Linked DNA regions of Mus musculus: regions 1, 2 and 4 are each linked to region 3. A link is a loop called in an ENCODE intact Hi-C map of the cell type or tissue named here. Cell type or tissue: left cerebral cortex. All regions are shown on one strand. Region 1 has its middle 78 kb from the start of Gm20557. Region 2 has its middle 140 kb from the start of Slc7a11. Region 3 holds the start of Pcdh18 (protocadherin 18). Region 4 overlaps Gm31415 (a long non-coding RNA gene).

What was found. Peaks named below come from ENCODE experiments on the same cell type or tissue, not always from the same donor. Only the 100,000 strongest peaks of a DNase experiment are listed, where the experiment ranks them.
Region 1: it touches region 3 in a loop (3-fold over the local background); 2 of 42 quality-filtered maps call a loop at or near these places.
Region 2: a loop joins it to region 3, with 5 times the contacts of the local background. A loop is called at or near these places in 3 of 42 quality-filtered maps.
Region 4: a loop joins it to region 3, with 4 times the contacts of the local background. A loop is called at or near these places in 4 of 42 quality-filtered maps.

What each region holds. Positions count from the first base shown.
Region 1 is chr3:49,262,258-49,270,257 of GRCm38, reverse strand. No RefSeq gene overlaps it. Among named protein-coding and RNA genes, the nearest start is that of Gm20557, 78 kb to the left of the region's middle. In left cerebral cortex, a CTCF peak has its summit at 4,027 (motif pointing left); a DNase peak (open chromatin) is centred at 4,017.
Region 2 is chr3:50,296,159-50,304,158 of GRCm38, reverse strand. No RefSeq gene overlaps it. Among named protein-coding and RNA genes, the nearest start is that of Slc7a11, 140 kb to the left of the region's middle. In left cerebral cortex, a CTCF peak has its summit at 3,020 (motif pointing right); DNase peaks (open chromatin) are centred at 3,039 and 3,900.
Region 3 is chr3:49,752,346-49,760,345 of GRCm38, reverse strand. Pcdh18 (protocadherin 18) reads left to right here and starts at 3,030. Exons shown (of 4, transcript NM_130448.3): 1 at 3,030-5,968; 2 at 6,721-6,806; 3 at 6,899-7,062. The coding sequence starts at 3,482. In left cerebral cortex, CTCF peaks have their summits at 2,821 and 4,303 (motif pointing right); DNase peaks (open chromatin) are centred at 4,252, 6,821, 6,971, 7,434 and 2 more places; H3K4me3 peaks cover 3,498 bases; H3K27ac peaks cover 1,597 bases.
Region 4 is chr3:49,089,718-49,097,717 of GRCm38, reverse strand. Gm31415 (a long non-coding RNA gene) reads right to left here. Exons shown (of 3, transcript XR_867196.2): 3 at 1,363-1,605. Among named protein-coding and RNA genes, the nearest start is that of Gm31415, 31 kb to the right of the region's middle. In left cerebral cortex, a CTCF peak has its summit at 3,723; DNase peaks (open chromatin) are centred at 3,222 and 3,672; H3K4me3 peaks cover 456 bases.

The sequences.
Region 1 (8,000 bases), 490 kb after region 3:
ATGTGGTTTTTGTCTTTGAGTTTGTTTATATAATGGATTACATTGATGGATTTTCGTATATTAAACCATCCCTGCATCCCTGGAATAAAACCTACTTGGTCAGGATGGATGATTGCTTTAATGTGTTCTTGGATTCGGTTAGCGAGAATTTTATTGAGGATTTTTGCATCGATATTCATAAGAGAAATTGGTCTGAAGTTCTCTATCTTTGTTGGGTCTTTCTTTGGTTTAGGTATCAGAGTAATAGTGGCTTCATAAAATGAGTTGGGTAGAGTACCTTCTACTTCTATTTTGTGAAATCGTTTTTGCAGAACTGGAATTAGATCTTCTTTGAAGGTCTGATAGAACTCTGCACTAAACCCATCTGGTCCTGGGCTTTTTTTGGTTGGGAGACTATTAATAACTGCTTCTATTTCTTTAGGTGATATGGGACTGTTTAGATGATCAACTTGATCCTGATTCAACTTTGGTACCTGGTATCTGTCCAGAAATTTGTCCATTTCGTCCAGGTTTTCCAGTTTTGTTGAGTATAGCCTTTTGTAGAAGGATCTGATGGTGTTTAGGATTCCTTCAGGATCTGTTGTTATGTCTCCCTTTTCATTTCTGATTTTGTTAATTAGGATTTTGTTCCTATGCCCTTTAGTGAGTCTAGCTAAGGGTTTATCTATCTTGTTGATTTTCTCAAAGAACCAACTCCTCGTTTGGTTAATTCTTTGAATAGTTCTTCTTGTTTCCATTTGGTTGATTTCACCCCTGAGTTTGATTATTTCCTGCCGTCTACTCCTCTTGGGTGAATTTGCTTCCTTTTTTCTAGGGCTTTTAGGTGTGTTGTCAAGCTGCTAGTATGTGCTGTCTCCCGTTTCTTCTTGGAGGCACTCAGAGCTATGAGTTTCCCTCTTAGAAATGCTTTCATTGTGTCCCATAGGTTTGGGTACGTTGTGGCTTCATTTTCATTAAACTCTAAAAAGTCTTTAATTTCTTCTTGGCCAAGGTATCATTGTGAAGAGTGTTATTCATTTTCCACGGGAATGTTGTCTTTCCATTATTTATGTTGTTATTGAAGATCAGTCTTAAGCCATGGTGGTCTGATAGGATACATGGGACAATTTCAATATTTTTGTATCTATTGAGGCCTGTTTTGTGACCAATTATATGGTCAATTTTGGAGAAGGTCCCGTGAGGTACTGAGAAGAAGGTATATCCTTTTGTTTTAGGATAAAATGTTCTGTAGATATCTGTCAGGTCCATTTGTTTCATAACTTCTGTTAGTTTCACTGTGTCCCTGTTTAGTTTCTGTTTCCACGATCTGTCCTTTGAAGAAAGTGGTGTGTTGAAGTCTCCCACTATTATTGTGTGAGGTGCAATGTATGCTTTGAGCTTTACTAAAGTGTCTCTAATGAATGTGGCTGCCCTTGCATTTGGTGCGTAGATATTCAGAATTGAGAGTTCCTCTTGGAGGATTTTACCTTTGATGAGTATGAAGTGTCCCTCCTTGTCTTTTTTGATAACTTTGCGTTGGAAGTCGATTTTATCCGATATTAAAGTGGCTACTCCAGCTTGTTTCTTCAGTCCATTTGCTTCGAAAATTGTTTTCCAGCCTTTCACTCTGAGGTAGTGTCTGTCTTTTTCCCTGAGATGGGTTTCCTGTAAGCAGCAGAATGTTGGGTCCTGTTTGTGTAGCCAGTCTGTTAGTCTATGTCTTTTTATTGGGGAATTGAGTCCATTGATATTAAGAGATATTAAGGAAAAGTAATTGTTGCTTCCTTTTATTTTTGTTGTTAGAGTTGGCATTCTGTTCTTGTGGCTGTCTTCTTTTTGGTTTGTTGAATGATTACTTTCTTGGTTGTTCTAGGGCGTGATTTCCTTCCTTGTATTGCTTCTTTTCTGTTATTATCCTTTGAAGGGCTGGATTCGTGGAAAGATATTGTGTGAATTTGTTTTTGTCGTGGAATACTTTGGTTTCTCCATCTATGGTAATTGAGAGTTTGGCCGGGTATAGTAGCCTGGGCTGGCAATTGTGTTTTCTTAGTGTCTGTATAACATCTGTCCAGGCTCTTCTGGCTTTCATAGTCTCTGGTGAAAAGTCTGGTGTAATTCTGATAGGCCTTCCTTTATATATTACTTGACCTTTCTCCCTTACTGCTTTTAATATTCTATCTTTATTTAGTGCATTTGTTATTCTGATTATTATGTGTCGGGAGGAATTTCTTTTCTGGTCCAGTCTATTTGGAGTTCTGTATGCTTCTTGTATGATCATGGGCATCTCTTTTTTTATGTTTGGGAAGTTTTCTTCTATTATTTTGTTGAAGATATTAGCTGGCCCTTTAAGTTGAAAATCTTCATTCTCATCAATTCCTATTATCCGTAGGTTTGGTCTTCTCATTGTGTCCTGCATTACCTGGATGTTTTGAGTTAGGATCCTTTTGCATTTTGTATTTTCTTTGACTTTTGTGTCGATGTTCTCTATGGAATCTTCTGCACCTGAGATTCTCTCTTCCATTTCTTGTATTCTGTTGCTGATGCTCGCATCTATGGTTCCAGATCTCTTTCCTAGGGTTTCTATCTCCAGCATTGTCTCGCTTTGGGTTTTCTTTATTGTGTCTACTTCCCCTTTTAGTTCTAGTATGGTTTTGTTCATTTCCATCACCTGTTTGGATGTGTTTTCCTGTTTTTCTTTAATGATTTCTACCTGTTTGGCTGTGTTTTCCTGCTTTTCTTTAAGGTCCTGTAACTCTTTAGCAGTGCTCTCCTGTAATTCTTTAAGTGACTTATGAAAGTCCTTCTTGATGTCCTCTATCATCATCATGAGAAATGTTTTTAAATCTGGGTCTAGATTTTCGGTTGTGTTGGGGTGCCCAGGACTAGGTGGGGTGGGAGTGCTGCGTTCTGATGATGGTGAGTGGTCTTGATTTCTGTTAGTAGGATTCTTACGTTTGCCTTTCGCCATCTGGTACTCTCTGAAGCTAGCTGTTTTAGTTGTCACTGTTAAGAGCTTGTTCTTCAGGTGACTCTGTTAGCCTCTATAAGCAGACCTGGAGGGTAGCACTCTCCTTAGTTTCAGTGGGCAGAGTATTCTCTGCAGGCAAGCTCTCTTCTTGCAGGGCAGGTACCCAGATATCTGGTGTTCGAACCAGACTCCTGGCAGAAGTTGTGTTCCACTCACTAGAGGTCTTAGGATCTCGTGTGGAATCCTGTGTGGGCCCTTGCAGGTGTCAGGCGACTCCGCTGGCAAGGTAGCCCGGGGCTTGAGTCGAGCGGAAGGGACTTGTGCCCCAGATCCGGCCCGGGTAGCCTGCTTCCCTATGTACTGCAGTCTCAGGTTCCGTGCGCGATTGGATTGAGGCAGGCGCTGTGTTCCACTCACCAGAGGTCTTAGGATCCCGTGGGGAGTCCCGTGTGGGCCCTTGCGGGTGTTGGGCCAACATATTCTTAACATATGTCAAGGTACATAAACTTTACTTCTCAATGGACAATGTAACAATGTATGAGCAGTACTATAATATATGAATAATATTAAATCATGAAGTTTGACACAAAGTACTTTAATTGCACATCCTAATAATAAGCCTAATTTATTTTGCTATTTTAGTTTATAATGAATTTTGTGGAAATTACATATTTTAATCAATTAATCATCAAACACATGCGGAGCTTTCCTTTTTACTAACTTTAAAAACTGACTTGCACGTGAACTGTTTTTCTTCAGGAATGAACTAATTGTTTAATGATTGTGAAATATGACCCAAATACTTGCAGTGCCTTATTGAAACTCTGTTTAATATGGTAATAAACACAGATGTTACATCTCTCGTTTGGAAACTGGGCACAAGATCTATTTACTTCTAAAGGCATCACCCACTAGATAACAAAAGGTATTTCTTTTCAGTTCCCACAAACCCAAGCCTTAGAACACTGTACAGTCATTGGAAAGCCCATAGGTAGTCCTTAAAGGCAGTCTATTCAATTCGATATTTCCCTAGATCCTGTCTCACTTGCCCACTTCATCTCCCTCTGCTGGTTCTTGTCAGTACTAACAGGCCTGGATGCTCATTTTAATTAATCTACTTAGCCTGTATTTTCTCTGTACACTGTCAAAGTTTGGAAATTAAAACTAAAAAATAAAAATTCTGTGTGAAATCTTAATCTTCTTCACTGAAATAATGTTTATCATCATGTGATGGCGCCTTTTGCTTTATCAGTTTGGAATTCTTGACCAAAAATTCCACACAGGCAGATGAAGAGATTGCTATGTTCCTCAGACATTCAAGTGCTGGTGGACTGTATACAGGTGTGTTTTCATATAGTGCCCCAGCCACTCCTCACTTGCTTGATCAAGACTTAAAGTCTAGTTATGAACCTAAAAGAGTAGTGAGATACCCATAAGAGTAACTTCCACAGAATGCTGTTATGTTAGTGTCTAGATCCCCTATATATTTTTCTATTCTTTCTTTGAAAAGCTAAAAAGTATGGTTTGCTACCGAGTGCAACTTTGCACGTGCCTTGTTCATGGATTACAGATGTAAAGGCCTCTGAACACATTCCGTGACAGGTACTTGTGATGATTAATAGTGAGTATGATAACATATCTTTCAATTGCAACTTTGGAAATGTTGGAGGCCTTTATTTCAGCAGCATTCTACACAGTCACAAATGTGCAGTAGACACAGTTCTCATTTTCTAGTGCTTATTAAGCAAGAAGCATAAAGCAAAATAATGATTTTTCATTATCATGATCTATGCTGATGGGATGCTAAATTTTTAAATGGAGACTCAACACCAAAATCATATATCTTTTTACTAATGCCACATTTTATGATATTTCTTTAATAATTATATGAAGGAGAAAAATGAAACTGTCTTATAATTAAGTGTAAATATATTGGCAACAATAATATTTGGCTGGTACAACAATCTAACATGTTTTCCTTTCATACTGTTCATAGTTGAATTCAAATTCTACCTATTGCGCTACAAACAACATTAAATTAAAATAACAATGGGAATCAATAAATATGTCTGTGGAACTGATGACTTCTAGGTCTTAAGCATCTTCATTCATAAAAGAATAATTTTGGGCTCCTAGGTCTAAAACAGCTAGCATGTGTGCATTTTCTTCTACCAGTCAGAGTGTAGCTTCTCCTGATTGGTGGATTCCTTGCCAGGGTTTCGTGGTCTCTTGTCACCTTGTAGCCACGGTGAGTATAAACTAAATCCATGTATACCACTCCCTGGTCCCATCATCAATGGATCCCATGACATCATAAAATCTCTTTGTGTTATCAAGGAACAGAGGACTTCAAAGTTTTTGTGATTCGTAAGACAGTAAGCACAAGTACACCAGTTGCTGTATAGGGAACTGCACATTTAGGGAAAGGCATCCATTCAACAGGAAAGACTGAATTAAGCTATTTCATAAATGAAGTTAACCTGGACTCATTCAGCTCATGTCTGTTAACAAGAGGTAAATTATCCTGCGTAACAGGTATTTCTATGGACCAGTGATGTCAATGCATTAAATAGAAAGTGAAAATCATTAAGTAAAATCAGTAGGATGGATGGAACACACACACACACACACACACATATATGCAAATGTAGAAAAATATCCCATTCAAATAATAAAGTTCCTAGAAATACCGACCAAGGAGGTAAAAAAATGTTTATAATGAAAACATTAAGAAAGACCCACCAAAAGATGGTAGGACCTTCAGCACTCATGACAAACAGAAATAAAAAATATGAAAATTGACTGTTACTAAAAGTAGTCTTCAGAAGGAAGTTAATCACCATCAAATCTCTAAAGACATTCTTCATAGAGGTAGAGAAAGCATTCCTAAAGAGATACACAAATTATCTGAAAAGACAAAGTAATTCTAAGCAGTAAAAATGATCTGGAAATATCAGTAAAATTTAACTCAAATAAATACTATACACTCATAGTGACAACAGCAGCAATGACATTGTTGTGCCAGGGATAGGTCATTCATGTTGAGCAATGGAACAGGATATAGAGCCCTCCCTTCCTTCTTCCCTCCCCGTCTCTCTTTCCCCTTTAAAAACTATAACTGTCTCAGGTCACTTTGCGCTTTCTATAAGTATATGGGCACGGACAAACTGCAGGTGCCCACAAACTCAAAGAAAAGTTTCTCTCCATGCTCTTCTAGCCATCGACTGCTCTCAGCCCCTTTGCTAGTGGCAGAGTCCCTGGGTCCTGTCAGTGATTCATGCTGGAACCCTAAAAAGATTTTGGAGAGTAAAGGAGTGTCATGAACCATTTCAGTGGAATGAAGGAAATGAAAAGCCTATCATCAGGATGTAGGCAGGTGGGTGGGGGAGCAATGGGAAAAAGGAGCAAAAATATAAAGTATTTAAGAAAACATCATAGCTAACCCTAATATTGTGTTTGCCATCTTAAGAACTAGTGATTAGAAAATAACAGTAAGTGTAACCACATAGAGTACCATGTTTAGAATCACAGATAGGAGGGGTTCAGTGGCAGGTATACTTCCTGTGCTCTTGGGCCAAGGAGTCAAATATGCTAGCAAGATCCAGGCCAACAGGGATTCTCCCTCATAGAAAGGCTTCTGAGACATGAAATGCACACTTCCCTGCCATCTCACCTTGATAGGCATGTGTAACCACATATGCATTGTACATAAAAGTGCATATACATGAAAGGGCACAAAAACACAAAGATACACAAACAATTCAATGGATGAATAAATTAATATATATTTAACTTGAAAATGTTGTCTTATGTAGTTATTTGTGAAACTAAAGTAATAGAGATTAGCTTGTATATATGGAACATGCCTGGAACGATAAGACACCAACTTTTGATTATTTTTATAAATTGGATAAAAGGGTATATTGAATTTCTTACTAGGCTTACAATATGATTATGTAAATTCCTCCAGCAAAAGTCAGATAAAGTACACAGTTTTTGTCCTTTTCATTGTTCAGTTGCTGCTGTGATCGATGCATGCAGCCAAGTTCCTTCCTAGACAAGCACTTTTGTTACCATCATGCTCAGTCCTTCACATATCGCGTCTGCTCTCTGCCAAGTCCCACCCCCCTCCCAAGGTCATTTAAAGCTGTGTAAACTTCTCCCTAGTAGGACAGATTACTTTCCCTTCAAAGTATAAAGTCATACGCTAGCATCTGCTTCTCTGTATGCATATTTCTATGAAAATACAATGTCATTGTTGCAATATGTGCCCATAACTCACACTACATGTGTTCTTCGAAACAGAAAACAGTCTTGCATTCATGTCCAGCTTTGTTCCACCAAGTCCAGTTCTAACTGGGATTGGGAAGCACAATGCTTTACCAAGCTTGCCTGGCTCAATCCCCGGTGTCAGATGATATAATGATTTTGAATTATTTCAGCATTTTCACACTCCTGTGGTTTTATGACAAGTTGTAAGTATAAAAATTTGGCAAAGAAAAAGAATTGAAATACCTATGTATCTGAATCAAATTTGAAATTCATTTTGTTTTGAGTGAAAATTAGCTATCCTCCATCAGTGTATAATTGTTCTGAATAACCCTTAATATGGCCACTGTCAGCATTAGATTCTCTCACTGGTGCAGGGAAAGAGCCCACTGTGAGTAATAGCCATTGAACAATGGTATCGTGTTCCCTTCTGAAAATAGGGAAATATATCAATGTAAAGTCACAAAATATTTCCCAATAGCAATTATAACAAAAACTCTTTAATTATTTAAAGGATATAAAACCATAAAGCAATAGTAGTATTTATTAAATCATTCATGCACCACAATTATAATTAATGTAAATGTATTTGCCATTCTTATGTGATAATAATAAGGCACTGAACATATTCAGAAATGCAATTGTCACATATATTTCATCATGATAAATTTTGAGATAATTTAAAATCTTTAAAACTCAAATGAATGAAATAAATGGCTAATACAGATAACTCAGGTCTACTCTTAGAAATCAGTTAATGAAAATGTATGAGAGTGCTAGTTAA
Region 2 (8,000 bases), 540 kb before region 3:
TCACGCGTGGGAAGCATAGGTCTTACCTAGGTCACTATAACAGAGGGCTGAGCACTCACAGTCAATTTTCAGATGTGAGTTCCAACCCATAAGAAGAATTCTTTGATGATGGACTCAGCAGTGAGAGCACCGTGTGTGCAGTCAATCTTCCTCCCCGCCTTCAGCAAGGGATCTCTGGCTGTTTAGTAGCATTGCAGATAAATAGCCTTTAATGTGGCCAGCCTATTCTTTGCTCAGGATTTATGCACAATGGATGTGACATGCTGTCCTTGTGGAGCAAGCATTCTAAAGAGCTGACGTTCCTTTATACAAGTGATCAGGCAAGCATCGTACGCAGAGATATCACATCCTAAGGGTAATGTCTTCCAGGGGTCAACATTCACATAAACATGTTCAAGTACCAAGTGTTATTGTTTTGACTTTGTGACCAAAATAGACTGCTTACATTTCAGGTCATGTACCTAAAATATGTCCTAGATCTGGCTACTCAGACATTTCATGGAAGTGCTGATCTCTGTGTGAACGGAATACGACAGAATGCTAACAAAATGTAAAGGAACCAAAAGACTCTAGATCATGAAAATACATACAACAAACATGATTCCAGGAAGGGAAATGATCCCAGATTTGGGGTGCCTGATGCTGAGCTACTCTGATTCCAGGAGCCCCGAGAAAGGCCACTGTCTTTACTGAACAACAAATTGTACTTTAGGTTATCAATTAAATTTGGATCTTCGTTGGTTTCTAGATAGTTGAGTGCTGCAAATTTTTTCTGCCTTTAGGACTGAAATGGGTCTCTTAAGCAATTGGTAAAGTTGTCATCTGGGTCCCTGGGCCATGGAGCAGGCTATTATGATGAGAACTATTTCCATATTCTAAAGGCCTGAATCGAAAGCAAATCACACCTACAGGTGAATCTAAAACAAAAGCTGTTGCTTTGAGCTCACAAGATGCTGAGTTGCTGATTTGTCTCATTTTTCTATTTCCACCATGTAGAGAGTTTTCAGGCTTTTAGTGTTGGGGTAGAGCTCTAGAGGGAAACACTTGCCTAACACACGGGAAGCCCTGGATTTGACTTGCTGCTCCACAGTAAACAATCAAACACTAGATGATAAAAGAATCCGAAGGAGCTAGGAGGATGCAGGAAATACTGAACATTATAAAGCAGATCCCCCAGGTGTTCATTCAACAAACTCATACTCATTATCCACCAAGATCAAAGTTCATGTGGCAGCTGCCCGAGCTTTAGAACAATGAGAGTCAGGTTCACGGTAGAAGCAAGGAGCTGTGGTTAGATGTTTAAGGGTTTCACTGGCTGCAGTGGGCGTGTGACAGGAGAGTGGCAAGATAAGATAACAAATGTGGCAGTACTCCAAGTGAGAGTTCATTGTAGGGGTTCAGGGACAGGGAGGGCTGCGGGATATATAGGAGGGGGGATGGATGGAGTACAGATTACCTGGTGGTCACAGATTGATTGATGGTTGTCGGCAAGAAGCAATGGAAAAAGTAAAGTAGTGTGCCTGCATTTGTTAACTTGCTCAGCAAGATATATCTACAATCTCTCTATTATCTATCTATAATCTGTGTTTATATACCATCTATAATTTATCATCTATTAGCTATCTACATATGATCAGTCATCTATCATTTTCTATCTAAACTATATCATCTATCATGCATCTACTCATCTACATATCTATTTTCTATCATCTACCTATTATACATATATCACTTCTCTTTTAATCTGTCATCTATCATGTGTGTATGTATCTATCATCATGATCATTAACATCATCATTATCTATCTATCCACATCCATCTATCATCTATCTGTGTGCCTATCTATGTATCTATCTATGTATCCATGTATGTATTTATATCATCTATCTATCATCTATTAAATAAAAAACGAGAACCAATGTTCTTGGTCCTGTATTTAAGGAACGTGAAAGTTTCTGTGAGGATGTTGAGCAATCTTTCATGTAAGAGTGGAGGGTGGGGATGTTAAATGATGAAATGAATGTGGAGTTACTGGTCCATAAATGGGTTTACCAGGTACATTAATAAGTTATTGCAGTCTCTACACAGAAATAAATCTTGTGATGCAGAGCAAAGGCAGTTGATAGATCAGCCGGCTGCAGTGGGTCAGCCAACGTTCTTTAGGAAAGACACATGTAGAAAATATTCGCAGAACATAATGGGCTTAAAGACGAAACAAGGCCATTAGATCATTGGGAAGAGAGGCCCCTTGGTCTTTCAAACTTTATATGCCTCAGTACAGGGGGACACTAGGGCCAAGAAGTGGGAGTGGGTGGGTAGGGGAGTGGGTGGGTGGGGGAGGGTCTGGGGGACTTTTGGGATAGCATTTGAAATGTAAATGAAGAAAATACCTAATTAAAAAAAACGAATTAAAAAAAAAAGAAAGGAGAACACAGTTCAGGAGTTTTCATTTAATAGCTCAATTTATGGTAATCAAAACAAAACAAACAGAACATCTCACAAATCTCCAAACAACCCAAACTCAATTGTGCTAGGATGAGTCCCCTGCCTCCTAAAATCTCAGGTATTCAATCAGGTGAGTCAAATAACATGCAAATTATTTCTTGTTTTTCACGTTGACAATCTCCACTTCAGCCTCATGTCTACTTTTCTGTGTGTAATCTTCAGTACGGGAAAATTGCTTTGCTAACTGCCTCACCTGGGAATTTATTCCACCAGGATCCGGGGGGAAGGTGACAGTGGATTCCGTCTCCTGATATATCCCGTGGTGACTGGTTTTGTTTCATAGGAGACTTCATTTTCATTAAAATGCACTTTCATTCTTAAAGAAAAAAATGAATAAAATACAGGTACAGAGAGTTTAACATGTTGGTTTCTTGTTGAAATAAAGTCTTCGAAAGTTTAAATACAACCACTTTTTATTGATTGGCTTAAAAGTACACATCAAGACCATAAATAAGTCAAAAGCAGACACACATTTTTTTCCCTCAGAATAAAAATATGCATTTCCCAAACTAGACCACTTGGGGGCAGCATAGCGCAGAGCTAGCTTTTCACTCATCTCCCAGCGCAGTCTCCTTCAGTAATGCAAGTCCCCACAAAGCAAGAACTTAGGTCTTGCTATTCATGTCAGCAGAGTCTTTGTCAATTGTCATCCTATTTTTCTCTTTTTTTCGTGTTTCTTTATCCTGATCTTTTTTTTTTGGGGGGGGGGGAGGTTGGTTCTTCATGAGTTAAGAGTTTTCATACTTCTAGTAGGTTAATTAACACATTCAGAAATTAAGTCAAAGCTGGCCCAGTGCCCTTTCTTGCTCAACCACATGGGCATGCTTGGGTAACTGTAGTTATTTACATTTGGCATCCAACTGACTCCATGAGCTGCATTGCTTTCCCCCCTGTATGAGTATCCAGGCTATTAAATTAAACAGGTTAATGTTAGCTACAGCGTCTCACCCCCCACCATCCCCACAGCTATAGTAAATCTGCCACCTGTTTATTTCCATAAAAATTCAATTATAGCACCGGCAGTTATTCTTCTTATGTGAGCAATTAACTTCAAGCAGTTTCCAGCCAAAGAGAAAGGCCAGGCCAGCCGGCCCTTCCTTTCTTTGATTCCTTCAGCCCTTGGTTGCTTCTTTTGTTAGGTGACTGCGCAACCATCAAACCACTGAAAAATGAAACAAGCAAACTGGACTACCATGCACTCTTATGCCAACGAAGAAACAAAAACTGAAAAATCACTAACAGCTCTTTGCTTCCCCCTTGTCCTTTGAGTGCGGAAGCCGGGGAGGTGGAGGGCAGTGGGCAACTCGCTGGGGCACCAGGAGCACGGTTCTCCCTACCATACACCACCATGAAGAAGGGGTTGCTTTAAACACTGTTCTTCTTCCTTCTTTATCTCTGTAGAAAATGCAACCATGCAGGGAAACCTTGGCCAAATGCCACAGCGTCCTGGCTGAAGCAGCAACGCAATTACGGAAAGATAAAAAACCCACAACGGCCTGTGCATCTGAGCAGCTGAGAGAAAGAAGGTGGTGAGAGGCAGGTGCACGTCTTTGTTTCTGTGAGAGGAGTCGGTCTTTCGTTCCAAGCTTCCAGCTGCAAATGCCTGCGTTTTCCTTTTTAAGTGTTTCTCTTTTTCCTTCTTAAATGTCTACTTTCCCGACCATATTTCTTTCTCACAAACAGTCCATGAATAAAAAGAAAAGGGCTAATCGCAATCTGATTATTTCCTACCGGATCTAATTCCCCAGGGCTGGTTTGGGTTCTTCTTTCCCTTCATATGCGGGGGATATTGACTTTCTTTTGAAGAAGCAAAATTCTTAGTAAGTATTGCACACAATATTATTTATAAATATATAGATCATCTACTATTGTTACTTTGTTAAATGGACATGATAGGTAACTGTTCCTAAGTTCTTACTTTTTTTTTTTTTTTTTTTTTAGAAGATCATGCTTAACACAGAGACCTCACAGCTGGTCAACTTGCAGAGAACAGGAGAGAACTCAAATCCAAGTGGGATATCTCTATCACTCCTCTATTACCTATTCACGGCCCCCTTCTCCCACCCAAGGCTCAGAGATCACCACCGACGAAGGGACAGAGAGACAACACGCTCCAGGGTAGTGGACATCTACAGCCAACAGCAGGATGTGACGTGGTCCTTGCACAAAGGGACTCAGAGTGGCCTGGTAGTGACTGCTTAAGACTGGCATAAGAGCAAGTCAGCTAGAACCCCAGCATGGACTGTGGATAATTCATGAAGTCCACTCGTAGCTGAAGAGCTATTGGCAATTGCTGGTGTTTGGCAGAGCCAGAGTCAGTTATCTTCAGGAATATGATGCTAGAGAGGTTGTCCCGATTCCAGCAGCACTTCCTCCACCCATGCACACACATACAGGCAGTACTAAGTGGACCCAGGGTGATTTAAAACAAAGTGTGGCAAGTTAGGAGGAAAAACTGGTGGGTGGGTAAGGGGGGGGCCTGGAGGAGAGGGATTAGGGATAGAGTAGATCAAAATGTATGGAATTCTCAATAAAAATGTAATTTAACCAAAGAGCCAATTGGACTCATAAGATCATTAATTAAACCATTCCCCAGTTTCAGATTAAAATAAAATTTCCATATGCAAGCTAGTACTCAGTGCTCTCAATTTATTACTGACGAACTCAGAAAATCAGAGGAAAACCCACTGCCCACTAAGCTTTAGAGAGTGCTCAAGGCAGCTCTAGGCCCTAAAGCAAGGGCAGGCGGGTGGGCTGGGTGCAGGGGTTCTGGTTTCACTTCCAAATGGTCCCAAGCCTTGCTGGTCTCTGAGCATGGCTGTAGTGCTGGTGGGTATCCTGTCATGTGCCGGCCATTCTTAAAATACAGGGAGTAAATGAGTGTAAAAATAGTGCCATCCTTTCTTCCCGAGTGTGAAGGTGCCCTGTGTCTGCCCACCAGCACTCGGACGCCAATGGGGTAGAAAAGTGTATAAAGTGTTCTTTGAAGTCAGCCTGTCATGAGGAAAAGATACAGCCTAATTGAATTTAATCTTCTTTTAAATGGTTACTCAAAGGAGAGGCTCTGTTAGAAGTTCAGAAGGGCATGCATAAATCCTCCCAGGCAAGTGTCCCTACCATGGGCTAAAGTGTGGAGATGGGCAAAAGGGAGGGGACTCTGGAATCTGTGTTTCATCTTGATAGGGCTGATGAGGCTTTAATGAGGACTGACCAATGTTCTGGTGGCCCTAAGACCCACATCCTCTGCTGTCAAATGGACTCGCGTTCATGGTCTTGAACATTGTCTCTTTCCTATCTTCCAATGTCCTCACGAGCCCTATTGCTTTTCAGTTCAAAGGAGACATTAAAATGGGCTGTTTACTTTTCATCCTCGATCTTGGTCAGATGCCTAATTTCCGTAGCTTTCCCACCTCCTGAAGAGTTTCAGGCTTTCTGCTGTCTGCCAAAATGAAGCGAATGTACAGCGTGGTGCTTTGAAGTCTGATTTAAGGCAAAACTAAATGGCCCGTGTTTATCTGATCAATTAAAGGAGTCGCCTACATCCTAGGCCCCGATGCCTCTCATTTAGGCAACGTTCTATATGGTCCTCAGGAAATTAACAGCAGACACCCAGCTTGGGCAACAGGGATTATGAAACAAAGAAATTCAGACAAGTGTGGGAAAATGTAACCAGGCTCCAGGGTAAGCGCCAAGACTGACAAGACTCCGGCACCGACCGACTGAGGAATGCCTTGGTATAGAAATAAGTCGGCAGAAAAGCACGGGATACAATTGCCCAAAATAGAAGTTTGATTTAGAACATCCTTTATAGTGAATGATCTACTTGATCCAAGGCCTTTGCTATGATGGATGTTTTTAATTTTTGGAAACTCATCTTCCAGATTGGAATGTGCACAGTTCATGTTAACTATAGTTGGTTAAGGGAGTACTGTAAATAGCATCATGCTAAGCAGAACTTGATATAGAGATGAATTTGAAAGAACATCTATTAAAACTGGCCGTGTAGGGTGGGTGTGATGGCTCACTGGGGAGAGGTCACCAAATCTGCCTGATGACCTGGAGTCTAATCCCTGGAATTCACGTGTTAGAAGAGGAGATTCAATTCCTGCAAGCTGGTCTCTGGTCTCCAGTGCGCGCGTGCGCGCGCGCGCGCGCGCGCACGCACACACACACACACACACACACACACACACACACACACACACACACACACACACTTATAAATCAACATACAAAATAATTTCTGAACCCTTTCCTTGTTGTTTATAGTGTTTCCAGTCAAACTCATAAACACCTGTCAGTTTAAACGAGATAACAGAACCCTCAGAGTCTCTTCTATCCACAGGTTCCTTCTCTCTGGTAGCAGCTGAAATGCACTGTGTGCTGTGTGCTTTCCGCTGTAGCTCGTTCAGGGCCCACACACATGACTTGCTCCAGAGGGCAGCTGACTCTGTTTCCTGAGAAATCCCACGAGGTCTGCTGGTTGTCGGTTTAAGGGACTTACATTGCCCATCTGGCAGCAGCAGATTTGACTTCCATGGCTTGTGGAGAGTGGCAGTGTTTGCACGTTTGGCAGCCTTCACGGAGCTTGCCCTGGAAATTCACAGATCTGTCTTCAGCACTGCATCTTGGTAAGAAAACTATTACACAGTCATATCGTATTTAGTGGATTTCAGTTCGATCGGCCACTCAGACCCTTAGAAAATCACTTCCCTAGAGGTCCAAATTTCAAATACTTCTCTCTAGCTGTGACAGGAAAAATATGACCAAAAAAAAACAACCCTCACCTGTATGACCCATTGTCCCCAACAAAGTTGCTCTTTTCCCCCAATTTGATTTTATGCATCATTAATTTTATTCATCTATCTATCTCTATCAAGGTAGAGAATGCCTGTCTACTTACTCCAATGGTAATGACCTTTTAACATGATTTATTTACTATTCTATATTTCAGAGATAATGGGAACAGAGACTTCTGTGGATATCTGTAGAAGGAAAATTACATTTTCTTTGGTTAAATTATATATATATTTTAAAATCAAACTCTATCTATCTATCTATCTATCTATCTATCTATCTATATATCTATATATCTATATATCTATCTATATAATTACTAGAGGCTCAGATTAACAGATGTGTAGAGGGAGGGATGGAGGACCACAGATACTACACCTAAAAGAAAAGCAGTAAGTTCAGTGTCCTACATGCAACACAGGTACCCATAAATACGTTGGAATTTATGCTTTCTAGATCTGATGAACTATAGGAGAGCAGCTTTGCTTTAATGGCTTCTAACACAAAGCAATAAGAAAAGAAGTGTACTTATCTGATTAGATCAGTACCTATTATAGGTCTATATTTATTTAGGTATCACACCTGACCTATAACTGTGCCTGATTACGATTAATGTGTGTGAATGAAAGAAGATTTTTAAATGTTTAGAGAGATGTATTTTAATTGATTTGATCATTATGCATTATTTATTTATGTGG
Region 3 (8,000 bases):
CCGACCCACCACATCATTTACCTACAGACATGTCATCATACACGAACCCATTTTCCTATGCCTGTAGATGGATAAATGAGAGAGAGAGAGAGAGAGGGAGAGAGAGAGAGAGAGAAGGGGAGGGGAGGGGAGAGGAGGAGAGGGGAGGGGAGGGGAGGGAGGGGAGGGAGGGGAGGGGAATCATGGAAAAAAGTATGCCCAACAGACTAGACCCAGTCAACTTCAAATCCAGAGGCACAGGACCACTTTGTTCACATATCTGACCTCACTTACATGGGCACAGTAGTCAAGCAATGAAAACACTCCTCTTCCTAATCAAAAAAGCTGCCACATCAAGGTGATGGACTTTTAGGAATATGCTATTTGCTTTCTTCTACTGGCTGCCTAAGAAGTTCTTGGAGAAGGCCATGTACTTGTTCCCACATTTGTGAAAGTCTAAAGAAATAAGTTGTATCAGGCCAAGGTCAAGAGACCAGGTTAAAAAATAATAATAAAAAAAAAAACCCTCATCTCTCTCAGGTGTGGTCTGAGAGATAGGAATTTGTTTGTTTGCTTGTTTGTTTGTGTTTTTGTACTTTCTTTGTAGTTGTAAGAAATAATTGTTAGAATTAATGAAACATATAAAAGAGATATATTATTGTTTCCTTTTATAGCTCTTACTGAATGGTGATTTGCAATGCAGACGAAGCTGGCTTTGAACTCATAGAGTTCCACTTGCCTCCCAAGTGCTTAGATTAAAGGGGTGAGGTATCATGTCCCCATAGATTCTATCCCAGACCAAGTAGCTATGTAAACCACTCAGGAAGACATTAGCCTCTGCTCTAAGTGTAAAGAGATTGCAAGCATCCGCGAGATGATTCCAAGATTGCTAGAGTCATAAGCACAGAAACACATTCTGAATGGCCACATCTCACCTGTCAATTTATGGTGAATACCTTGGAAGATGAAGTCATTTTCATAATATTTATGGGCAAGCACACTGCCTGGAGGAAGAGAAAGATTTGCTAAAGCATGGTGCTCTAAGCAAATGTAAGACGCATCCCATAAATGAAGATGACCAAGCCAAGGCATGCGTTGTGGCAGTATGCTTATCACATTCACAGATGAAAGTCCTCAAACTGATAGACTTAGATGTCTTTGGAATTCTCTCCCTAATTTTGAATAGTCACTAACTCCTTTTTTTGTTCCTTTGGCTTTTACAGAGAGGCTCTCTAAAGCCCGAACTGACATAATTATTGGCTCAGATTGTTAGCGACATAGGCCAGATGGCTGTGAGTTTCTAAAGTCCCAGTTGCTTATGGTAGTTTTCTGAGTTTGTCTATAGGGTTTGGGGATCAGCAATTTGAAAGGGTTGCAAACTTGTAAAATGGTGTTATTGGGGGGGCAGAGTGTTCATCAGAGTGACATAGCACTAAACACATTCATAGCAGACATCCTAGTCTGCACAATTTGACACACAGCACTGGTTTCTGGGGGTGGGAATGGGGGTGAGACAATGGCTCATAAAATGTTTTTGAATGCTTAGAATGAAGGAGAGTTTGTATTGGGGCTCTTCTCTGGTTTCTTCTTGGGGGAGTACCTTCTCTGTGACTATAGCTGAGTTCTGCTGAGAGTAAGCAAAGTGGAAAAATCAGAAAATTACTTTTTAAAAAAATGTGTTTCTGGGGGGCAAAATAGGAGAAAAATAAATGTCAAATAAGTTACATGGAGATTCTGTGAAGCACAGAATTTGCAAGTAGCTGAAGACAGCTGAGGGATAATGCAAAGGGGGGGTGGGGAGGGTGAGCAAGAATGGAGCCAGAGTGATAAACTTAAAAGGAGCCGCAGAGCAGAAGGAGCATCATAAATAATCATATTTCCCAATAAGAATACCATATCAACCCCGTGACCTGGATACAGCACCAACCTCCTGAGATATTTCCAGCACTCTGATGCACACAAAATGCAATTTTCAGCTCAGGCATTTTATTTCTCAGTGTAAACAACCTTTGGGTTTTTAAAATACATATCTGGAAACTGTTTTCATAAATAATGTATGTATTATAAAAATTTGACTTGTAAACTATTGAGTCCATGTCTCCTCAGAACTCATTGTGAAAACTCACTATGGGTAGATAGTACTCTATTGGAAGAATTCGCTAGGCGAAGGCTACCAATTTTACCCAAGCTATCAATTTTGCCCAAAATAAATAGGATTTTTTTAAGTGCAAGGCTATATATATATATATATATATATATATATATATGGAACAATTTTGCTCAAGCTAAAGAAAGGGCTGAAATAAGGTAGAATTTTTTTGCTAATTAGTTCCAAACTCTGAGGTGTTCCTTTAAATCTTGCTAATTAAGAGAAATCGGGAGTGCAAGATAGGCCCCTTTCTTATCTTCAAAGAGTAAAGATGAAAGAAAGCAGAAAATGAAACCTCTCCACTTGGGCTGTTCTTTAAAACAGAGCTCCAAGAAAATCGGCTTGCTGCTCCTTGGAGGAGAAAAGACCCGCCGAGGGGGAGGGGGTGTGTGCATAATTAGAAGCAAGTTTCCCCATTTTATTAAATTCCTCCACCGACAAAATTCACTTGGAGGTATTTTAAGTGAAACCAGCAGTTAAGGAACCCTGAAAAAAGCAAGATGATTACATGTTTGTAGCAGAAGAAAAGATCAATTAAGAAAACAAGAACTATTTAATGTGCCATATATAAATACAGGCGACCAGAAGTTGATTTAAAGTTTTTTTCTTCCTTTCTTTTTCCTTCCCTCCCGGTCTCCCCACCCCCACACCGCTCTCCTGCTGTAATTTGTCTCCCCTTTGTCGCGGCACGCTTGGAGAAAGTGGATGGAGATGGAGGAGGGGCGGGAGGGCTGAACCCCACCCCCGGCCGCGCTCCCGCGCCCCTAGCGGGTCCCCAACCCGCGCCCGCCACCCTCCCGCTCCCACCCTCCACGCGCGCCCTCCCTCGCTCCGGTGACTCCAGCAGCTTCGGATTTGGAAGCTCGCTGATTGGCTGGAAGCGATTCAACACACGCCAGGCAAAGAGCTTTGTCTGAGTTGAAGTGAAGTTGTAGAGATTTTCAGACTGGAGTCAGCAATCACCGGTGTTTAGTCTGCAGCGGAGCAGAGAAAAGGAAAGGGGGGAAAATCAAGAATCGCCCGGGAAACACAGACTGCAGACTCCGCCAGCACCCTGCAATAGATGGGGACGGAGTCCACGCGGGGAGCCAGGCCGAGGTGACACGCTGCTCCCAGCCAGGAGGACCAGCGGCCACCCCTACCAGGAAGGGACTTCACGCTCCTATCTGGAAGTCGCCAAACGGTGTGTATGAAAACTGAAGTTTGCGAGCTGTTTAATTGCTGTGTGATTAAGAGTCGCTTTCAAGACTCTGAGACCCGATGTGGCTTAGAGCTCTGAGTGGCTGGGAGGAAGTTGAAGGGATTGCTGGGCTCTTCTAACTCGCCCTGAGAAGGGAATCTAGCAACTGACCAATGCACCAAATGAATACTAAAATGCACTTTAGATTTGCACTTGCACTTCTGATGGCGTTTTTCAGCCACGATGTCCTGGCTAAGAATCTGAAATACAGGATTTATGAGGAGCAGAGGGTCGGATCGGTAATTGCTAGACTATCAGAAGATGTGGCTGATGTTTTATTGAAGCTACCAAATCCTTCTGCTGTTCGTTTTCGAGCCATGCCACGGGGGAATTCTCCTCTCCTGGTCGTAAATGAGAATACCGGAGAAATCAGCATAGGGGCTAAAATTGACCGCGAGCAACTATGCCAAAAAAACTTGAACTGTTCGATAGAGTTTGATGTGCTCACTCTGCCGACCGAGCATCTGCAGCTGTTCCACATTGAAGTGGACGTGCTGGACATTAATGACAATTCCCCCCAATTCTCGAGACCCGTCATTCCCATTGAGATATCGGAGAGCGCAGCAGTTGGGACTCGTATCCCCCTGGACAGTGCGTTCGACCCAGATGTTGGGGAAAATTCCCTCCACACCTACTCGCTCTCTGCTAATGATTATTTTAATATCGAAGTGCGAACCAGGACAGACGGGGCCAAGTACGCTGAACTCATAGTGGTGAAAGAGTTGGATCGGGAGCTGAAGGCTAGCTACGAGCTTCAGCTCACCGCCTCCGACATGGGAGTGCCTCAGAGGTCTGGCTCCTCCATCCTGAAAATCAGCATTTCGGATTCCAACGACAACAGCCCGGCCTTTGAGCAGCCTTCTTACACAATACAACTCTTAGAAAACTCCCCAGTTGGAACCTTGCTCCTTGATCTAAATGCCACCGATCCAGATGAGGGCGCTAATGGGAGAATTGTGTATTCTTTCAGCAGTCATGTGTCTCCCAAAATTATAGAGACTTTTAAGATCGACTCAGAAAAAGGCCACTTGACTCTTTTCAAGCCAGTGGATTATGAAATCACCAAGTCCTATGAGATAGACGTTCAAGCCCAAGATTTGGGTCCCAATTCCATTCCTGCTCATTGCAAAATTATAATTAAGGTTGTGGATGTCAATGACAATAAACCTGAAATTAGCATAAATCTCATGTCCCCTGGAAAAGAAGAAGTATCTTATGTCTTTGAAGGGGATCCCATTGATACATTCGTTGCTATCGTCAGGGTTCAAGACAAGGATTCTGGGCTGAATGGGGAAATAATCTGTAAGCTTCATGGGCATGGACATTTTAAACTTCAGAAGACATATGAAAATAACTACTTGATCTTGACCAATGCCACTCTGGATAGAGAAAAGAGATCTGAGTATAGTTTGACTGTGATTGCTGAGGACAAGGGAACACCAAGCCTCTCCTCAGTGAGACATTTTACTGTTCAAATCAATGACATAAATGACAATCCACCTCGCTTCCAGAGGAGCCGATATGAATTTGTCATCTCAGAGAATAATTCACCAGGGGCGTATATCACCACAGTTACAGCCACTGATCCAGATCTTGGTGAAAACGGACATGTGACATACACCATTTTGGAGAGTTTTGTCTTGGGAAGTTCCATCACCACGTATGTAACCATTGACCCCTCTAATGGCGCCATCTATGCCCTCAGGATCTTTGATCATGAAGAAGTGAGTCAGATCACTTTTGTGGTGGAAGCCAGGGATGGAGGGAGTCAGAAGCAACTCTCCAGCAACACCACCGTTGTGCTGACCATCATTGATGAGAATGACAATGTCCCTGTGGTTATAGGGCCTGCAATGCACAATAATACTGCAGAAATATCCATCCCCAAAGGAGCTGAAAGTGGTTTTCATGTCACAAGAATAAGGGTGGTCGACAGGGACTCTGGTGCCAATGCTGAATTCAGCTGCTCCATAGTATCTGGTAATGAGGAAAACATCTTTATCATGGACCCTAGGTCATGTGACATTCATACCAACGTCAGCATGGAATCCATTCCCTCTGCGGAATGGGCACTCTCAGTTATCATCCAGGACAAGGGCAGTCCTCCTCTGCACACCAAAGTCCTTCTGAGGTGCATGGTCTTTGACTATGCAGAATCTGTGACAAGCACAGCCATGACCTCTGTCAGCCGCGCATCCTTGGATGTGTCCATGATCATAATTATTTCCTTGGGAGCAATTTGTGCTGTGTTGCTGGTTATTATGGTCCTGTTTGCAACGAGGTGTAATAGAGAAAAGAAAGACACCAGATCCTACAACTGCAGGGTGGCAGAATCCACGTACCAGCATCATCCTAAAAGGCCATCCAGGCAGATTCACAAAGGAGACATCACACTGGTACCCACCATCAATGGCACTCTGCCCATCAGATCTCACCACAGATCCTCCCCATCTTCATCCCCAACCTTGGAGAGGGGACAAATGGGCAGCCGCCAGAGTCACAACAGTCACCAGTCACTCAACAGTTTGGTGACCATCTCATCAAACCACGTGCCAGAGAATTTTTCATTAGAACTCACCCACGCCACTCCTGCTGTTGAGGTAAGATCAGACACTACAGGGCCTGGTCAAGCCAGATGCTGATGCTCAGAGGCTGCACAGTCATCACACCTTTAAGGTTGTCGTTGATAGATGACAGTAGGCAGTTCCACTAGAACTCAAGCCACAGGGTGGACCTATCTCAAGTACACCGTCTGGCTTATTTCTATTTTTATAAATAATTCACTTGCGGGTGTTAGGTGTGATGTCTCACACGGGGCTGTTAATCAGAGTCCCTGCACTTCTCAGAGTAAGATGCTGAGACAGGAAAAAATAAAACCTAAAGGGACCCAGCTATTCTCATTGTTAAAATTTCTCCTGAGAAATCAACACCCTGGCTCTTGAGAATCTCACTCCAATTGCATGCTGTCTTTGGAAAACTTTGTGCAGTTTTCTGGCTTTCTGGCATTGTCTCATTATCTGAACTAACAGTGTATTTTACTGAGTTTTTATTTTATTTTATTTATTTATTTTTACAGTTTTATCTAAACTGTAAAGGAAGGCAGTTATTTAAAAGTCTTTCAAGCAGGAACAACTCACTTGTGTTTTGAGAGCAGCCAGATCTCTCTGTAATGGATCTTAACTGGGTTTGGTGTCTGGCTGTGCCCTCTTCATGGTCTAGCATAAGTAAACCCCTGACAGATAGAAAGTGTGAGCTTAGCATTCCCTTTTCTTCCTTAATGCACGTGAATGCGTGAGGAGTGTTTTTTTCTGTTTCCCCCAGAAGTCAGTTCTGTCTCTTTGGTTTCCAGCAGGTCTCGCAGCTTCTCTCCATGCTTCACCAGGGGCAATATCAGCCACGGCCAAGTTTTCGAGGAAACAAATATTCCAGGAGCTATAGGTATGAATTACCCTGGTGTCAGCTGCTAAGTCTCGGGGAACTTAAATGCCGAAGAGTAAAAAACTGTGTGTTTCTTTCACTGATCTTTCTAGATATGCCCTTCAAGACATGGATAAATTTAGCCTGAAAGACAGTGGCCGTGGAGATAGCGAAGCAGGAGATAGCGATTATGATTTGGGGCGCGATTCTCCGATAGACAGGCTCCTGGGAGAAGGATTCAGTGACCTCTTCCTCACGGACGGGAGAATTCCAGCAGGTAAGAGGGCCGTGATAGCTAAATCTTTATTTTCACAGCTACCACAGAGCCAGGATGACGAACAGCTTCTCCCATGCTTCTGTTTCTGCTGTCCTTTTCCTTTACACTGGAAATAGGTGGGATCTCTGCACTATTAGCAGTGGACAAGCGTGAGACATTTAATTTTTTTTTTTCTTCTCAAAATCCACAATAAGCAGTTGGTAGAGAAGGAATGAATGTGAAGGCTTAATAGGAGAAGGAAGGGGAGAGAGCACTGAAAGAAGACCAAGCCCCGCCCCCCTCCCTCTTTCTTATCCAGCCAGTGCCATTGGGCGCTCCTAAGCAACTCCAGAAAATTGCTAGGTGCCTGTTTGTATTCAGACAGCCTGTTCGGTGGATAGTGGTGAACTGGACTATAATTTGGAGGATGCATTTCCTGTGATGGGAACCAACTCACAAAATCAAGAGCCTAAAATACACTGGAAAGGGTATATTTTAAGCACTAAAAATAGGCAAAGGAATGTACCTTTGGAGGTGGTGTGCAGAGCGTATTTCATGCCCCCTCTCATTTTGAGTCGGTACAGCAATAGAGGAGGGAAACACACCCAGAGGGGGATTTATAAAGCACACAGCCAGGTGGAGGAAATTCTATTAAGTTTCGAATCAATTTTTTCCTTAGTGACTCTTGCCTCTAATTGTGCCCTAGGAACTTGGATCCAACTGAGCAAATGCTGAGAAGATCAGTAGCTGCCCTGTTGCTAGGGGCTGTAGAAAGAAATCAACACTTAGGAGTACTGAAGTCTGCCTCTGACTGTCCACACGTCTTAATTCACTGATTGTCAACCCAATGACTGCCATTCGCAATACACGTAGGAAAAAGGAACAAAACTTTACTAGTGTCTGTATTTATTTATTTACTTGTAAAGATGAAGAAACTAGGATAGAAAACATGAGAGAAT
Region 4 (8,000 bases), 660 kb after region 3:
AGAGCAGGTAAAAGAGAAAGGAGACTGTAAGTAGGCAGGGGTGACAATGTCTAGGACATGCCAGAGAACTGCAATTGGTGGTATGAGAGGTGAGGCCCCTGAGTGGCTACGGGGGTGACTCCAGCTAAAACTTTTGTCAGTGAAGAATATGATGCTGAAGTGGCTACTTCCTGTAGCCAGGCTGGACTCCCAGTAGAGATAAGGATAGCACCCCACCCACAAACCCTTAGAATCAAAATGTGTTCTTCCTAGAAGATGTGTAAGGACAAGGGTAGAGCAAGTCAGAAGGAATGGCAATGACTGGCTCAAATTGAGACCCATCCCATGTGAAAGAACCAAACCTTGACACAATTAATCATTGTCCATTACACTTGCAGACAGGGGCCTAGCATAACTGTCCTCTGAGAGGCTCTACCAGCAGCCCATAAGAAGAGATGCAGAGATCCCCAGCCAAACATTAGATGGAGTTAGAGGAGTCTTATGGAAAAGTTGGGAAAGGATAAAGGACCCAAAGAGGACAGAGACTTCACAGGAAGTCTAACAAAGTCAACTAACCTGTATTCTTGGGGATTCTCAGAGACTGAACCACTAACTCAATAGCTAGAATGGGCTAGATAGAGGTCCCCACATATATATAGCAGAGGTGAAGCTTGGTCTTCATGACGGTCCCCCAAAAATTAGACCTGGAACTATTCATTAATCTGTTCCCTGCCTTATGTTCCAGTTCCCCGGACTTGGCAACTTGTCTGGCCTCTTTGAGAGAGGATGTGCCTAATTCTATAGTGATTTGAGATATATAGTGGGGGTGATACCCAGGCAGGGGTTCCCCCTTCTCAGAGAAGGGGAGTGAGGAATGGGGAAAGGATCTATTTGAGAGGGTCCTGGTTGGAGTGGTGGAGGATATTGGGAGGTAAGTGAATAAATAATGTGATAATTAAAATTATTTTACTTTTAACTTTCATAAAATAATTAATAAACCAATTTTTACAGACCTCAGTATTATCTTCATTCATTCTGCTCTTTGTTCCCAACAGTGTGAATATGCAACATTTCTTATTCCAAAAAGATTAGCAATTACACAAAGATAGCAACTTACCTTCCTATTGTCTCAGTATTCCCCACAATCTTTTTCATCTTCTTAAAGAAAATCAAATAGCCATTTTGCAGCATCAAAGATTCCGTGAAGATATATACTCTATATAGTTTTAGCAATATCTAAACAGCATGAAGCTTTAATTCAATTTCTTACTTTAAGCATTCTACTGAATTAAAGAGAGGCATACAAATGTTATGTTTCAAAGGCATTATTTCTAGATGATTAATAAAAGAAAGATGTAAAAGAAATGCCAATCTAGCAGTTACCTGTAACCATGCAACGGCACGTGTAACAGCAGACTCCAGGGCAGGCATTCTGTAGAATGTTCACCGGGTGCACAATGCCTTTAATAGGTTTTCACGGTGTTTTATTGTTGATGTTGTTTTGCTTTTGTTGAAGTCTCACCCCATGAGCTCATAAGTACCCTTCTTATAGATCAGAGCTTCTCAAACATCTTCCACTTCTCATACCTTTAGCAAAGTAATTCCTGTGATCTTGAGTGCATAGTCCTGTAAAAAGAAAAGCCATATAAATGAGATCCTTACTAACAGTCATGACTAATCATAAAAGTAATTATAAACCATTATTTGTTATCTCCCTTTAATCTTCTGGTAAAAGCAATCTGTACATTCATGTAATAGACATAATTATTAAATTTTAAATGAAAGTTAATTTTGTGTAACTATTTGATACTTTGGGTTCTAGAGAGCTGTCAATATTTTGGGATAGATTGATATTTTGCTTTCATAACTGTCAATTCTGAGAATGCTGATTCTTATAAATACATGGTAAAAGTGGCTATGTTATTAGGGTGACTTCAGAAATTATAGCAAATGTTATCTTAATCCCAAGGCAAAATTCCATTTTAATTTTCTTAAGACGCTTAAGTCAGAAACTCAAACACCAAATTTTAATATCAAACATTCTGATACCACACAATTACAGCATACGGTAATCTGATATTTATATGTGGAGTAATAGTGTTTGAAAAATATTGTCTTTGTTTTCCACAATTAAACAGCTACAATCAGAAAATCGTATAGAGACACTGCGTTCTTGTCTTTGGATATTACAGCACTGGAGGATCAGTGACTGCAGTGTCGCTCATGGTGACTGGTGAAGTCCAGATGCAGTGCACTGCTGCAACTGCATCATGGGTAACCTCCGCCAGAAATTATGTATTTGAGCTTGAGTCTACTTTTGGTCTAGCAAAGAAAGGCTCCACCCAGAAGCCCATGGGAAGAGATGCAGAGACTCACACCCAAAGAGATTTTTACTTAATTGATCATAGGTGATCACGATAAATTCCCCTGCTACAGAAAAAAGCAAAACAAAACAAAATAAAGCAAACAAACAGAAAAGCAATGTACTGAGTCATTTAGCTTTGACATCTTCTACTTCAGGACCTGAAACTAGGTAACATGGTTGCTTAATGGTAATGCCTCTGTAAGGTTTTAGGTCAGTTTGGCATGAAGAATGTTGGACTATATGTTTCAAGGGTCTGGACATAGTCTGCTTGAGCATAGACTGCTTTGATCCTTTAAAAAATCATTCAACATTGAAGAATATTCCTCATTTTCCTTTACCTATAACTATATCACTATCGTGGTACATTAATGATGTATCGAACCACCTAGGTGTACAGAATTCCATACGTTGGTATATGTCCTATTCTTAGCAGATAGCTTATCAGAGACTCTAGCTCTACTAACCAAAGGAATATTTAATCACAGATTCTGTATTATTCTACATTAGTAACTCCATGATAAATATCTAGTGGTACATTGCCAAGTAGCACAGAACCTGGTGAGAACTTTGCCCTAGCCTGAGAGGCTATATGCCCAAAACTGATCAACATCTAGTTTGCTCTATTTGAGCATGAGAAGTATTTGGTTTGAAATTTCCACAATAGAGCATGACTTGTTTTCACTGAGAATTCTGAGTAGGAGAGGGGCATCCATTTTGATGTATATTCAGTTAAATCTCATAGATACTGCAGTCTCCCAGACAAGGTTGTGTTTTCTTTGTCAGCATCAAGATTTAAGCCTGAGTGAAGAATGACTTTTTTCTGTGAGTCATATTCTCAGGATGTATAGCAACTTGATTACATGTGAGAATGCCCGTGGGAGCTGAACACTGGGAGATTATGAATCAGCGTGTATCCTGCATTCCAGACAAGTTCCTTCTGAATGACAGCACTGGCATTTATCTGTCTTTTCATCCTGAAATGTTTAAAAAAAAAATCAATGAAATATTTGTTGTCTTGAATTAAACATCGTCTATCATAAATAATTCTGGCAGAATTACAAATACCAGATGCATGTAGGAAACAGTGTAGCACACATAGTGTTGGTCAGAGACAGAGAGAAAATCAGAGGAAGGAAAGATCTTCCACGTACACGTAAAAAATGGACCTTTTTATTTCCTTTATCTGTTGGCTCTACCTAAGCACTTACGTTTTGCTTCTTAAAACACGTATGCAAATGAGACAAAATTTTTAAAGAAGGGTTTCTCTGAGCTCCCTGCACAGTGGCTGCTGCATTTACTGGCTGCAGAGTATCTATCTGCTTTAGGTTTAGTTTGCTGCAATCAGGCTGACTGAAAAAGTGATGTGCAGAGCCCTCTAGAGACTGGATCGCAGAACTGCATGTATTGCTGTGCTTCGGTGCCGTCCTTTAATTGAATTATTCGGGGAGCTATAACACAGCTGTAAAGAGAACAAGGTACTATTCTATTCCTGGTGATGTGCTTAGAATCAGTGTTCTCAGAAGCCTGATGTTTTTGGCTATTTTCCTCTTAATGAGTTAATTAAGGTAAAATATGTTTTGCATTTGCACTACTGCAAAAACAATGATTAAACAACAGCTGTTCAGGCCAAAAATATAAATTATCAATGTGTACAGAATATTTACCTTGAAAAAAATAGAGTGGGGGTTTACCTTCTTCCAAGGCATACATTACGTCTTGTTTAAAATATAGCTGGTGTTACACTAAGATTCTTCTTTTTAAATTTAAATTTAATTTCTCCTTTTCAAACCTTTGACTGTGGCTGCAGCCTCCTTTAAATGTTCATTAATAATCATATGAAAATGCGCTAAAATCCATAGAGTATCCTTTGCAATGTTATAAGCATATGTTACAACCATATTTGTATCATTTGTACTATTTTGTGCCTGGTACAATAAAGTTATGAATTTCCAATATTTGCTGCTACAATGAAAGAGATAATTTAAACAATTATGCTTTCTTAAATACCACTATGACCACAGTCTGACCAACTTGTGTACATGCATGAACTCGTCCTTGGTAATTACGTTCTCTAAACAAAGATAATGTAAGTGTGTAGGATTGTGTGGGGATATAGGTGTATGTGTGGACATATACATGCATATACGTACAGAAAGACATAATGCAGGCTGAAAAGAAGTAATTTATGATGGATGTTATGGGGTTCATAAGTTCAGAATATTCCAGAGAGACTGAAAGGATGAAGACATCAGGGAATACTTAATGCTGAGGCTCTAGTCAAAGCGCTAAGGTACCTTTTAAAGTCCTCAATCAATTAGACTAAGTGCATCCTCATGTTAGGAGGTAATATGTCTTATTTCATGTTTACCCCTCTGAGAGGCACACTTGGTCTACGTGTGTAGCTCAGGGGTAGAAGATTTGTTTATACAAGGCCCACAAAGGATCAGGGTTTGATCCCTACCACAGTAAAATTAATTAATAAAGGATGCCTTCACAGCAATATTAAGATTGGGATTGACCATTAAGTGAGTGTCATAGCACACACAAGTACACACATCAAATTTACCATTACAGTAAATGGTTTACAGTGTTACATAATTCACTACTTTTTGATGAAACAAACCAAACAAACAAAAACCCAAAAGCACATAAAACATAAATATAAGTATAAAGACAACAGTAGTAATTATGTAGAAATTAGGATTTTGTTATTTTTATTGTAAAATGTACCTAAATACTGCAAGAGTAAATTGTAATGAAACACTTGTCAAATGACTGTCGTAATCTAATTTCAGTATTGTGCAATGTCCAGTCTCTTTAGTGAAGATATTCTCCTACCATTCATTTCAGGTTAAAGAATAAATCTGAACTTGAAATTTTAAGTAATATTAAAGTATCAATTATTGACTTAAAATGTCTTGATATATATATATATACATATATATATACATATATATATGTATGTATATATATGATGACAAAGGAATTTGTAAATTTGTAATAGAACTATGTCAATATAGAAAGACCAAATCAAAACGATAGATCAGTTCTGAATATCAAAATAAAAATTAATGGAATGGTCAGTCAACTTTCTCCCTTAGCTCTTAGTCCTGTGAGGAATAAATGTCATAAATTTAATTAGATTGTGTGCCTTTCTAGAATGGCTGCTAGTTATGGCAAAGAGTAATCAATAGTAAGTTAATATACTTGGCAATGCCCATGCCATGCATGGTAAACTGAATGAAAGAGAAAGTATCACAAGCCAAATTTAGACCTAGTGACCTCATGATGAGATTCACTTCTAGCATCTTCTGGATGAAAGAATGAAAAACATAGGCAGTGACAGATATTTGTTGTATTTTAAGTTGGCACATTAAGTTTATGACTCCTGACTTGGCCACCCCTTCCCAGCAAAGATTCTCAAATATCTTACATTAGTAGCTTACATCTGATTTACACATGGCTGATTGAAACAGCAATAAAAAAAAAGAAAGCAAGAAGAATTTTATGTTAGCCAGATGATTCATATGTCACAGATTTCTATAATCAAGGTTCTCATATACTCATGTGTGTCACCTGAGTTTCATATATATGGAATCTCAAAATATGTACCATTTTAATATAACTTCTGCTACTACTCCTTCTTCTTCTACTACTACTACTACTGTTAACACTGTTTTGAAGATTCCCCAAAATTCTCCATCAGAAATTTGTACTTTGTATAAGTCTATTTACTTTTTTTTTAATGTTACATTTTACTTACAAAAGAAAACACATGTGTGTTTATGCAGAACTGTATACACATCACTATAAGTGCCTAGGGAGTCCAGAAGACTGTTATTTTAACAAAATAATCTCAGATGTTCGATTTTGCCAATAAAGATTCAGGAGCCAGATACTGAAGAGAAAGCCGGCTAGTTTCAGAGCCGCAGAGAAAGCACCACTGACCTTCTGCCATAGCATCTATCTCCAAAAGGAAGCACTCCTCCACTCAGTCTCAAAAACACTTCAAACTGAATGTCCCTCCCTTCTACTTTCTGTTTTTCTCTCTATCCTTCCTCCCAACCTTCTCTTACTCTCTATGTTTTTTTCCTACATTCTCTCCCTGTCAACTGCTTGCTTGCCCTGTCTCTTGAACTATTGTTGACTTTTTAAAATCCTGTTTAGAATAAACAGAAATCTCTTGGATTAAAGGTGTCTGCTAAGGCAGTGGAGCACCACAACTAGAAACGGGTTCTTCCAATAAGTTACTCAATTTCGGGGTTCACACTATGATCAAATACTCTGCAAAATCAAACCCTGTGGAATTTCAAGGAGAGAGATTTACAGTGAGCTATGATCCACCCAACTTGGGTGTTAGGAATAAAACTCAGATTTTTCTATAAGAGCAGTATGTACTCTTAAACCTTATCTCTTCAACTCCTCCTGCTATATTTTTAATCAAGTAAAAAACAGCCTTGTACAGAGATAGGATGGCTGAAGTCTGAGAATTTTCCTCATTGGAGTTTTGAACTTCTATAAATAGTCTCTAAAACATTATTTTAGTTCCTTAAAAGCACACTACAAAGGGTGAGTATATGGGAGATAGTATATACAGCTAGCCAGAGAAATGGTATAATTCACTATTTATAACTAATAATTTTAAAATATATTATTTCTGAATATAGTATGAGATCTCTATGTATCTTCTTCTCACTTGATTTCTCTAATTCTTTTTTATACTTTTAAAGTCGTAGGTATCCAGCATGTTTTAAAGACTTGTGGTAATAATTTAAGTATTTATATAATGATATATTATCATATAGTCAGAAAGACCTAATTACAGGGTCGTAAACCCCTTCAGCTCCTTGGGTGCTTTCTCTAGCTTCCCCATTGGGGGCTCTGTGTTCCATCTTATAGATGACTGTGAGCATCCACTTCTGTATTTGCCAGTGGGAGTGGATGGGTAGGGGAGCAGGGCGGAGGGAGGGTTAGGAAACTTCCGGGATAGCATTTGAAATGTATATAAAGAAAATATCTAATAAAAGTAAATTAAATATATATATATATATAAAAATGTTTGACCTTTACAAAAACATTAAAAAAAGAAAAGAAAGACCTAATTATTACTGTCCCCTCCAGATTTCCTTATCTTTCTTGTTGCTTATTCTCTTTACTGCTACATTACCTACCTGTCTTCTTTTCTGGCTTTCAAAAATTCCATAATTTTGAAATTATGGTCATAATTCTGGAGAATGAAAATATATCTGAATCAGAGGAAACTCAGATCCCCTCTTAGGGTTCCTGTCTCATTAATTTATTTAAGAATGGACTCAAATGGAACTGTAGGTCAACTGTAGTAGAGTTTAAAGTGAAGAAGCACAGGGCCAGTAGGTTGCGAGAAGAAAAAGAAATCCTTCTGTGTAAGTTGTCATGGAGTTCAGACATGTGCATGACGGACAAGCAATCCTATGGTGGAGATGGAGGCTTTATAGAAGAGTATCAAAGAGTATAGAAGCCCAAAGTATCAGGAAAAAAAGGCACATTTAGGATCTGGACAGAATCCAAAAGAAGGAGATACAGAAATCAGGAAGGGTGAGTCTCATAGATCACAGAAAAATGGGTCGATGGCCAAGCTTCTCACAGTAGTTTAGCTCACAGGGAAAGGGACAGGATC